2 separate regions of the Mus musculus genome follow, and region 1 is linked to region 2. Evidence: chromatin contacts called from ENCODE POLR2A ChIA-PET data. All regions are on one chromosome and are shown on one strand. The core of a region is the stretch at or near the end of the contact, and the rest is flanking DNA. Distances in the headings are between cores, read along the strand shown.

The links. ChIA-PET counts read pairs that join two places held with the same protein, here RNA polymerase II (POLR2A).
Region 1: POLR2A ChIA-PET joins it to region 2 with 10 read pairs in embryonic stem cell. The contact joins the promoter of Icam5 here to the promoter of S1pr2 in region 2. POLR2A ChIA-PET finds 5 or more read pairs at or near these places in 3 of 5 experiments (Patski and embryonic stem cell).

Annotation. Positions count from the first base shown.
Region 1 is chr9:21,029,275-21,034,069 of GRCm38, forward strand. It overlaps Icam5 (intercellular adhesion molecule 5, telencephalin), which reads left to right and starts at 2,764. Exons shown (of 11, transcript NM_008319.2): 1 at 2,764-2,937; 2 at 3,813-4,082; 3 at 4,221-4,541. The coding sequence starts at 2,856. It overlaps Mir1900 (microRNA 1900), which reads right to left and starts at 3,054; the gene lies at 2,977-3,054. Icam4 (intercellular adhesion molecule 4, Landsteiner-Wiener blood group) reads left to right here and starts at 158. Exons shown (of 3, transcript NM_023892.3): 1 at 158-549; 2 at 663-968; 3 at 1,108-1,322. The coding sequence starts at 180. The coding sequence ends at 1,220.
Region 2 is chr9:20,973,880-20,978,497 of GRCm38, forward strand. It overlaps S1pr2 (sphingosine-1-phosphate receptor 2), which reads right to left and starts at 2,914. Exons shown (of 2, transcript NM_010333.4): 1 at 2,719-2,914.

The sequences.
Region 1 (4,795 bases), core at 1,514-4,013, 55 kb after region 2:
GGTCCAGAACTGTGCAATGGCTTTTGGTTGATTGTAGGGTCTGATGGGAGGGGAGGCAGGTATCTTCATCAGGGCCGGCCGAGGCCCATTCTGGGGCGTGGCCAGGGTGCCTTCTTATCTCCTGCGGCCAGCCTAAACTCCCTGGCGTTCCGCCCGCACTTCAGCGCGGGCTTTGTGCCATGGAGTCTGCCCTTCTGCTCCCGTCGCTTTTGCTGGTGGCTGCCTATCCGAGGGGTGGGAGCCCCCAGCAAGAGTGGATGCAAAGTCCTCCCGCGCCTTCCGTGACCTCAGCACCTTTCTGGGTGCGTCTTAATCCAGAGCTAGAGGCCGTGCCTCCCGGGGGCTCAGCGTGGCTTAACTGCAGCCACAACTGCCCCCTGCCGGTGCATTCCAGCCTGCGCACCCAACTGCGGCAGGGAAAGATAGTTAATGGATCCGGCTGGGTATCTTACCAGCTACTGGATGTGAGGGCCTGGAATTCCAAGGTGCGCTGCGTCGTCACTTGCGCAGGAGAAACCCGAGAGGCCACCGCCAGGATCACTGCTTACAGTGAGGGAGACCGGGGCTCAGGCCGGGCTGGGGTGAGGGGAGAGGGGTGGAGGAAGCGGATAGATGGTAATTGCTTTAAGGGGTGCCTGTGGGCCTTATCTCTCTTGCCTTAGAACGGCCCAGAAGCGTGATCTTGGAGCCTCCGGTCCTAGTGGGCCACAAGTACACTCTGCGATGCTATGTGACACACGTGTTCCCAGTGGGATTCTTGGTGGTGAGCCTGAGAAGAGGTGGCCGAGTGATTTATCATGAAAGCCTGGAGCGCTTCACCGGTTCAGATTTGGCTAATGTCACTTTGACCTACGTGATGCGGGCCGGACTCAACGACCTCTGGCAGCCACTCACCTGCCATGCGCGCCTCAATCTCGACGGGCTAGTGGTGCGCAGCAGCTCGGCACCTGTTATGTTGACAGTCCTCGGTGAGGCATCCTGTAATCCCAGGGAATGGGTGCGGGAGAGGGGATGTTGCCACTCCAAGGGGGCCTGCAGAACAGGCGTGGGCTCCACGCTTGGCGGTCCTCAGACCTCCTAGTTCCTGATTTTCACTCCTGCCCACAGCTTTAAGCCCAGCCTCTATAGCCTTGGCCTCTACCTCCATCGCAACCCTGGTGGGGATCCTCCTGGCTGTGGGGGCTGTCTACGTGCGCAAGTACCTGGCTGTGCAGACTTAGTTATAGATCTGTTTTCGATGCCTGACAAGAGGGAGGGGAAAAGAACTTCAGAGTAATTAATTCAGAGACTCTTATTGAAACAATAAAGTCTTCCTCCTCAGTCTCTGCCTTACGGTTCTTGGAGAAAGTGGTTTCTTTTTTAAGGTACCTTACTTTTTCCAAATTCCTTACGTAGGGGCTGAAGATTAGTAGATTAGAGGTAGTACTGGAGGAAACAACACCTTGAAATTTCTCCTTCAAGGCCAGCATGGGGTCCTAGAACCCGAGTTCCTCTGCGTAGAGTTTTGTTAGCTTTATTTGTGCGGGGCAGAAAGACTAAACTGACCTCCCCTCCAGGGCTGACTCTTGGTATGGCTTTTTCTGATTGGCTCCGCTGATACAGGCCGGAGCTCTGATTGGAGGCTAAGTTTCCCTTCTCCTCCCTCCTTTTCCACTACGGAGCCTGTGCGTTACTAGAGAAGGCCAGCGGGTGGAGCTAGACCTGATTCCCCAAGGTTATCATTAATTGGGGGGGGGGGGGGAGGTAGAAACACTCGAGTAGGCGGGGCCTTCTTCAAGTAGTAGAGGAAGCGGCTAACTAGATAGGAAATCTAGCATAGCAACAAGTTAAGAGATGATTGTTCAGGCCACGTGAGCTGTCACAGACTTGCTTCCTGGCGTTGTGCTTGTTGTCTCCGAGTCTGGTATGTATGTAGAGAGGGATGTCAAAGCTGGGGTCAAAGTGTCCCCAGTTGATCTTTTGGTCCAGCGTGAATTGCAGAATCTCGCACTAGTTACCCAGTAGAGGCGGCCACACTCCTGGCGAGGAGGGCGCAGAAGCTCTGCTGAGAGACTAGACACACAACAGCGTTGTAGACACATTCCCGCTGCACTCTGGGTAAATAAAGATCGGGTGCCGGAGTCGACTCTAATTTAGAAGCCTGCGAACGCTGCGCACACGCACACGTGTCCGAGTCTTGCTGGCACTTGATCCCCCTCTTCCTTCGCCGCGTGCGCGGAGGAGGTCTTAGGGGCGTGGCTCCCATACTTAGCCTGCTGGAGGTCAAAACGAAACCTCAGTTAAGGAAGGCATCCTCACATTCTCCTCTTAGAACCACATTTCCTGCATACTATTGACTCCCCAAGCTAATACAAGCAACCTCTCCATCCACCCTTGCTCAAACAGGCGCTGGTGGGAGGGACCGAGGATGGGCGTGGCTTGGAGACCCAGCGCGTTGTCTCAGACTCTATACCTATGGTGGTGGGTGTTTGGGCAGGGCCTCTCAGCATCCCTTCCCTCCTTCGCCAGGGATGACGCGGGAGAGCGTGGTCGCCCCCAGAAGGCTTTAGATCATTAGGCCGACCTCCATGTAGATCTTTCCCCCACGGGGGACCGCTCTTGCCTGGCTAGCTCGCCTGCATTAAGGCCTGGAGAAGCCCAGTGCGCGCTCGCCTCCTGTCAGCTCGCCCCCCATCACCGCCTCTGTCACCGCCCCCTCCTTAGAAACCAAGTTACCAACGTTTAAACCAATCCCTGGGCGCAATTCTGCCACCCCCACACTCCACCCGCTGCGCTGCGCGGTCCTCCCAGCCCCGCTCTCCATCACTCGCGCTCCCCTCGCCTTCTGTGCTCTCCCCTCCCCGGCAGCGGCGGCAATGCCGGGGCCTTCGCCAGGGCTGCGCCGAGCGCTCCTCGGCCTCTGGGCTGCCCTGGGCCTGGGGATCCTAGGCATCTCAGGTAAGAAGAGCCCGCCGGCGGAGCCAGGTGGATAAGGCGGGGGCGGAATTGAAGGACCAGAGAGGGCGGCCCGGGTGTCCCCTCCAGGCTCCGCCCTCTTCTAGCTTCCCACGCTTCTGCCACCACCTGGAGCTCCGGGCTTCTCCCTGTCCTTCCTCCACCCCAACACACCTCGATCTTTCAGATCGGAACCCAGCACCTTTTCTGAATTCGGGGTTTTGCACCCAACCTGGCTCAGGAGACACTGTGGCTCTCCTGTTCTCTCCTGCTCTGTCGTGTCCTATGGTTCACAGACTAGCATCATCCCTATTTATGATCCTCAAAGACCCTATCTCCTCAACTGTCATAACTCAGAGGCCCTGTTTCCCCTCCACCTGGAGCCCTGGCAACCGGCTTTCTAGGGCTTTCCTCACGGTTCCTTCCCGGAATCTAACCTTGTGGCTTTCTGTCCAAGTTACTCAAGTTTGGGGACAATCTCCTTTAAGCCTTTGACTCAGTCTCTCATTTCTACTTTGCTTTCGCCCCCAGCCTCGGTGTCTCTCCCCCCCATTTCCTGACGACCTGTCAGGGTCTTAAGAGTGACTTGGTTCCCCATCCCCCCAAATTGGAATCTCCTCCTCCTCACTATTGATGTGTTCATCTGAGACCCCATCCCTGCACCGAGCTTCCCCATCTCTGCCATAGGCAGCAAGGCTTCCAGAGACGCCCCTCTAAGAGTGCGTCAGTCCCGAATCTTGAGTGGGATGCGGGACTCCCGTGCTATTTCTTGGCGGTGGTCTTTCCTCGTCCTTACAGACACCCCTGGTTTGGGAGATGGGGGCCACTAAGATTTCAGAGATGGGGTCCCTAGGCTGAGCCCGCGTTTTCCTGGGCAGCGGTCGCGCTAGAACCTTTCTGGGCGGACCTTCAGCCCCGCGTGGCGCTCGTGGAGCGCGGGGGCTCGCTGTGGCTCAACTGCAGCACTAACTGTCCGCGGCCGGAGCGCGGTGGCCTGGAGACCTCGCTACGCCGAAACGGGACCCAGAGGGGTCTGCGCTGGCTGGCTCGGCAGCTGGTGGACATCCGAGAGCCTGAGACCCAGCCGGTCTGCTTCTTCCGCTGCGCGCGCCGCACACTCCAAGCGCGTGGACTCATCCGAACTTTCCGTGAGTACAGTGTGGACACGCCCCTTGGGTCCCTGGACCTCCCCCTAAAGCTCCGCCCACCCGTTCTCTGGTCCTCCTTCCTAGGCTTGTCCTGAGAGCACTACAGCTCGCTAAAGCCCAGGTTTTGGTCCCTTGCAGAGCGACCGGATCGGGTAGAGCTGGTGCCGCTCCCTTCTTGGCAGCCAGTGGGCGAGAACTTCACCTTGAGCTGCAGGGTCCCGGGAGCAGGACCCCGAGCGAGCCTCACATTGACCCTGCTGCGGGGCGGCCAGGAGCTGATTCGCCGCAGTTTCGTAGGCGAGCCACCCCGAGCGCGGGGTGCGATGCTCACCGCCAGGGTCCTGGCACGCAGGGAGGACCACAGGGTCAATTTCTCATGCCTCGCCGAGCTTGACCTGCGGCCACACGGCTTGGGACTGTTTGCAAATAGCTCGGCCCCCAGACAGCTCCGTACCTTTGGTGAGTATGGACCCTAACTGACAGGTTTTAAGTTTAGGGCAGCGGGGCGTAGTGTAGTGGTGTAGGCCCTAAGTCTCAGCCCAAGCAGAACTAAGGCGGAACTCTTGTTCATTTAAAGTCCAGTCTGGTCTACATAGCCAGGGCTGCATAGTTAGATCCCCAAAGGCTTAGCAGCTTCAACACAAGTACTAACTTAAGTGCTTTCTTTTTTTTTTTTTTTTTTTTTAAAGATTTATTTATTTATTTATTTATTA
Region 2 (4,618 bases), core at 1,664-4,163:
ACCTTGGAGGAAGAGTCACTCTGCAGGCGGATAGAGGCGGGCCTTCTCCCTTTGTCCAGACTCCAAGACCTGTCCCCCTCCACCACAGTGGTCCAGACTGCCTCTCAGAGGAGGGGAAGTTGCCACTAGAGACTGGGATCTGAACTGAAAATGAGCCTGACTGGTTTATACCTATGATCCCAGTTACACAGAAGCTGAGGAAGGAAAATGGAAAGTTCAAGAGCAGCCTAGGCTACATAATGAGTTGGAGGTTAGCCTGGAGAGCACAGGGAGACCCTGACTCAAGTAAAACTTAAACAGAAGCAGTGTTAAGATGGCTCATTGGCTAAAAGCACTTGTCATCAAGCTTGGAGACTTGATCCAGCCCCACTACCTACCCACATAGTGAGTGAGAGAAAGAGAGAGAAATGACTTGCTTTGACCTGAATACTCATGTCATGAAACACACATGCCCACACGTATACACATGCCCACAAAATAGATAAGTGTAAGTTTAATAAATATATATTAAATATATAAAAATATATATGTATATATATGAAAAGCACTGTGTGTTTGTGCACTTTAAATCTCAGGATTCAGAGTCAGACATGCAGAGCTCTGTGAATTTGAGACCAGCCTGATCTACACAGTTTCAGGACAGCTAGAGCTACATAGTGAGACCCTGTCTATAAATACATAAAATTAAGGATAACTTGGTGTAGCTTAGGGACACAGCGTCATGTTGAAGCCCTGGGTTGCCAGGACTGCAAAAAATACAGGAGGAAGAGGAGCAAGTGAAAGGGTTTGGAGTGAGGGAAGAGAGACAGACCTGGACTTGACTGCTTTGCTAAAGATTAGTGGAGAGGAAGGCTGAAGGAGTCTGGTGACTCCCCTCTACTCCCTCCCAGTTCCACAGAGCTCCCTCATCCCTCAAAAGCTTTGGTTGCTTGTGGTAGCCCCTTATGCATGTCTGCTGCCCACCAAACTTGCAAGGGAGAACTGCCGGAGAGCTCAGAACTTTTATCCTCACCTCCCATCGCCACAATCTCTATGGCTCCCTAGGGCCCAGGCATACACTAACCTCCCAAGGCCCATTTGAGGTCGAAACCTGCTGTAGTTGCCTCTGGTATATCCTACAGACCCCCTCCCCACCCCCACACAAACACTTTTTCCGGCAGACTATCTTATCTTTGGATTTCATTCGACTGTCACTGTCTAGGCCTTCAGGAACTATCTTCTCTTTTTGTTTTGTTTTTGGGACAGGGTCTTACTGTGTAATCCGGGTTGACCAGAAACTCATTTCGTAGATCAGGTTGGCCTTGAGTTCACAAAGATGCCCCTTAACTCAGTCTCCTGAGCACTGGGATTAAAGAAATAAGGCATTTTACCCAGCACAGCCCACCCCTAATTTCTATCAGAGCATCTGACTTTATCATCGGAAATGATCTTGTTTTCCACAGTATCGTGTGAGGCCAGCTACCAAGTTCACCCTCAGCCTCTCTTGCTTGGTGCAAGCGAGGCAGGCGCATGAATGAATGAAAGAGCCTGAAATTGGGGGGCTCGTTCGCATGCAAAGCATGGGGACATCTCCTGGCAGCACCCCTACCCTACCACTATAGGAAGCTGAAGCCGGGCGCGTCTCCTTGGCGACAGTAAGACCCGCCTGGCTCAGGCAGCACTCTCCAGCTCCTTATCAGGCCGAGGAATGCGTGGTATCCACACTCGCTTGCGCTGGGGCGGCGCCATCTCTCTCTCCTGAGACCCCGACACGCGCGCAGGATGTCCCTATCCTGCACAAAGCAACAGGGGGTGGCCACATTTCTGCACCCCACCAGAGGCCCCCCACATCCAGATTCCTGGGGCACTGGAGAGAGTAACTACAGCTACTTCATTCCCTCCCCCCCCCTCAGTGATGCTCCCATGTTGCCCCGCAGGGGACAGTAGGCTCTGCGGGTGTCGCCTCGGGCATCTAACAACAAGGATAGGGACGGGGGTGGGGAGGTGGAAATCCCCGGGTGAGTCAACCCATGCTCTAGAGGGGGGCGAGGTCCCAACGCCGTGTAGCCCGCGACAACGCGGACTCCACGCCACGCGTGCCTTCCTTCACTCCTACGCCCCATCCCTGAGCTAGGAAAAGGAGACACCTGGACTTTGCAGTTAATGTCCCTTTCCTTCGATACAAAGTGATTCTTCCGAAAGAGAGACTGAAAGAGAGGGGCAACTAACTGGAAACTGAGGCAAAAAACTAGTCTCACAGGCGGTGGGGCGACGGCCTTCGCCGGGGACCCCGCCCATGAACTCTGAAAGCTTTCCCCGCTCGCTCGTCCGTAGCACCTTTCATCCTAGCCGGAGACAGAGAAGAAGGGATGCTGCACCTCTCCCCAACAACCTCACTGCCCCAAACCCTGCTTCCTGAGAACCCCCATCCAGTCTTGCAAAGTCTCCAGCTCAAAGCGCTCGGATTCCGCCTTTCTCTTCAGCGCCAACTTCCTGCCCGAAGGAAGGCGGGGAGCTCAGTCTGGGGGTGCGCCACTGAGTAGGTGGCGAGCTGCCTGGAGTAGTGGGCAGGGGCGCATGGTAGATGATCTGTTCCCTCGGTGCAGCAGAGCCTGGAGCAGCGCGTGCAACGCCTGTACGAGCGCCTGACCCCGGACCGGGCCCCCCAGCTGGGATCTCAGGGTCTCCGTGAACCGCGGCCGCCCAGATCGGAACCTCCCCTCTGCCCCGCGCGCTCACCTGGCTAGGCCGGCCGGGGTCCCTGCCCTGGCCTGAGTGGCCTTGGCGTCTGCGCCCCGGGACAGCCAGTGGTTGGTTTTGGAGACTGTTGGCTGTGCTCGGTCTATGTCCCGGAGTTGGGGACCCAGGACAAGAGAGAGGCGGGCAGAGCCGCTGCCTCCGGCCCCAACTCCCTGCTCGCCCCGCCCTCCTCTCCTCCTCTTTCCGGCGGCGACTTGCAATGAATTCCAGATGTGGCCCGCCAGTTAGCCAGGGCGCGCACGGGGGAAGAGCAGGGCCCCTTTGTCCACACCCCCACACACACACTCCTGCCCTGCTCCTCCCAACCCCCACTCGTGAGAACTGCCGTGGCATGATGTCACGGCCGCGTGACGTCACAGCTCTCTTAACCCAGGTGACCTAGTACTGAAACAACTGTATTCCATTTGGCTTAGCGCCAGGCTAATGCTTGGGACCTGGAAATGGAGGAAATCACACTTACCTACTATGTGAGAACTCAGCAATTCAAGATTAAGCACCTACTATGTGTTTCTACAAGAAATAAATTCCTACACTGTATCATACCCAGCCCCCCAAACAGAAGACTTGGTAAGAACTCCCAGATCCAACTGGGCTTTGTGGCACATATGCCTGTCATTCCAGCATCTGCCACCTGGGAGGTGGGAAGATCAGGAGTTCAGGGTCCTCTTAGCAACCTTAAGCCACTGCCTGCTCAAGACCCTTTCTGAAAAACAACAGGCAGGGATGTGGAGGCAGGTGGTTGAGTGTTTGCCTAGCATGCATCCTCAACACTGCAAAAATATGGAATGGTGGCTTGGGCCTCTAATTCCAAACTTGTGAAGTAGAAGCAGGAGGTTTGTTTTAGAGTTCAAGGCCAATCTGGATCACATGATCCTGTTGGCTCCTTCCCTCCAAACAACTCAGGGTGAAAAAAAAATCCAAAATTAGAGTGAGTGACAGAAGGTCAGCTGTCCAGCTCCACTAGGCAGGGAGGGGAAAGGGCTTGTCTGGAAGCCTGACCTGAGGTCAGTCCCTGGAAGCAAAGTTGGCCTCTGACCTCCACAGGGCACACTGGCATTGCTGCACCTACATTCATTCACTGATACATGTACAATAATAATAAATGCATTTAAAAAAGAATAACAAAACCGGGCGTGGTGGTGCACGCCTTTAATCCCAGCACTCGGGAGGCAGAGGCAGGCGAATTTCTGAGTTCAAGGCCAGCCTGGTCTACAGAGTGAGTTCCAGGAGGCTGTGAGTTGTCAGTGGGTAAGGCCTTGCCTGGGACCCACAAGGTGGAAATTGAGAACCAATTCCTGCAAGTTGTCCTGTGACCTCCAAGGCCTGCTGCTGAGGCACATGCACACACCCACGTACATGTACACACCCACGTGCATGCACGCACATGGGTATAAAGTTAAAATTAATAAATTTTTAAAAGGCGCTAAAGAGGTGCCTCTAATGGTCAAGAGCACTTCCTGCTCTTGCAGAGAACAGAATGTCCCAGCACCCACAGACCTGACAACTTCTGAGTCCAGCCCCAGGGGATCTGACCCTTTCAGCCTCAAGGGCCCGTGTACACACATGCACATACCCACAATTACACATAATTAAAAACAAAAAAAAATAAACACACAAAAGTGTAAATTGCACACCCAAACATAAGCTCCCTAAGAGCGAACAGTGTTTCCCTTGCTGTGTTTAACATTGTGCCTTATGTCGGCATTGAGATGTTTATGGAGGCAGGCGGCTCAGTGTTAGTTACAGTACTTCCTCTCATGCACAGGGCCCTGTGTTCTGTCTCCAACACCCCAAAAATAAATAAGTAAGCGGGTCACTGTTTGCAAGCCTAGCATCCCTGCACTTCAGTGGGTGGAGGCAGGAGGATGGGGAGTCCAAA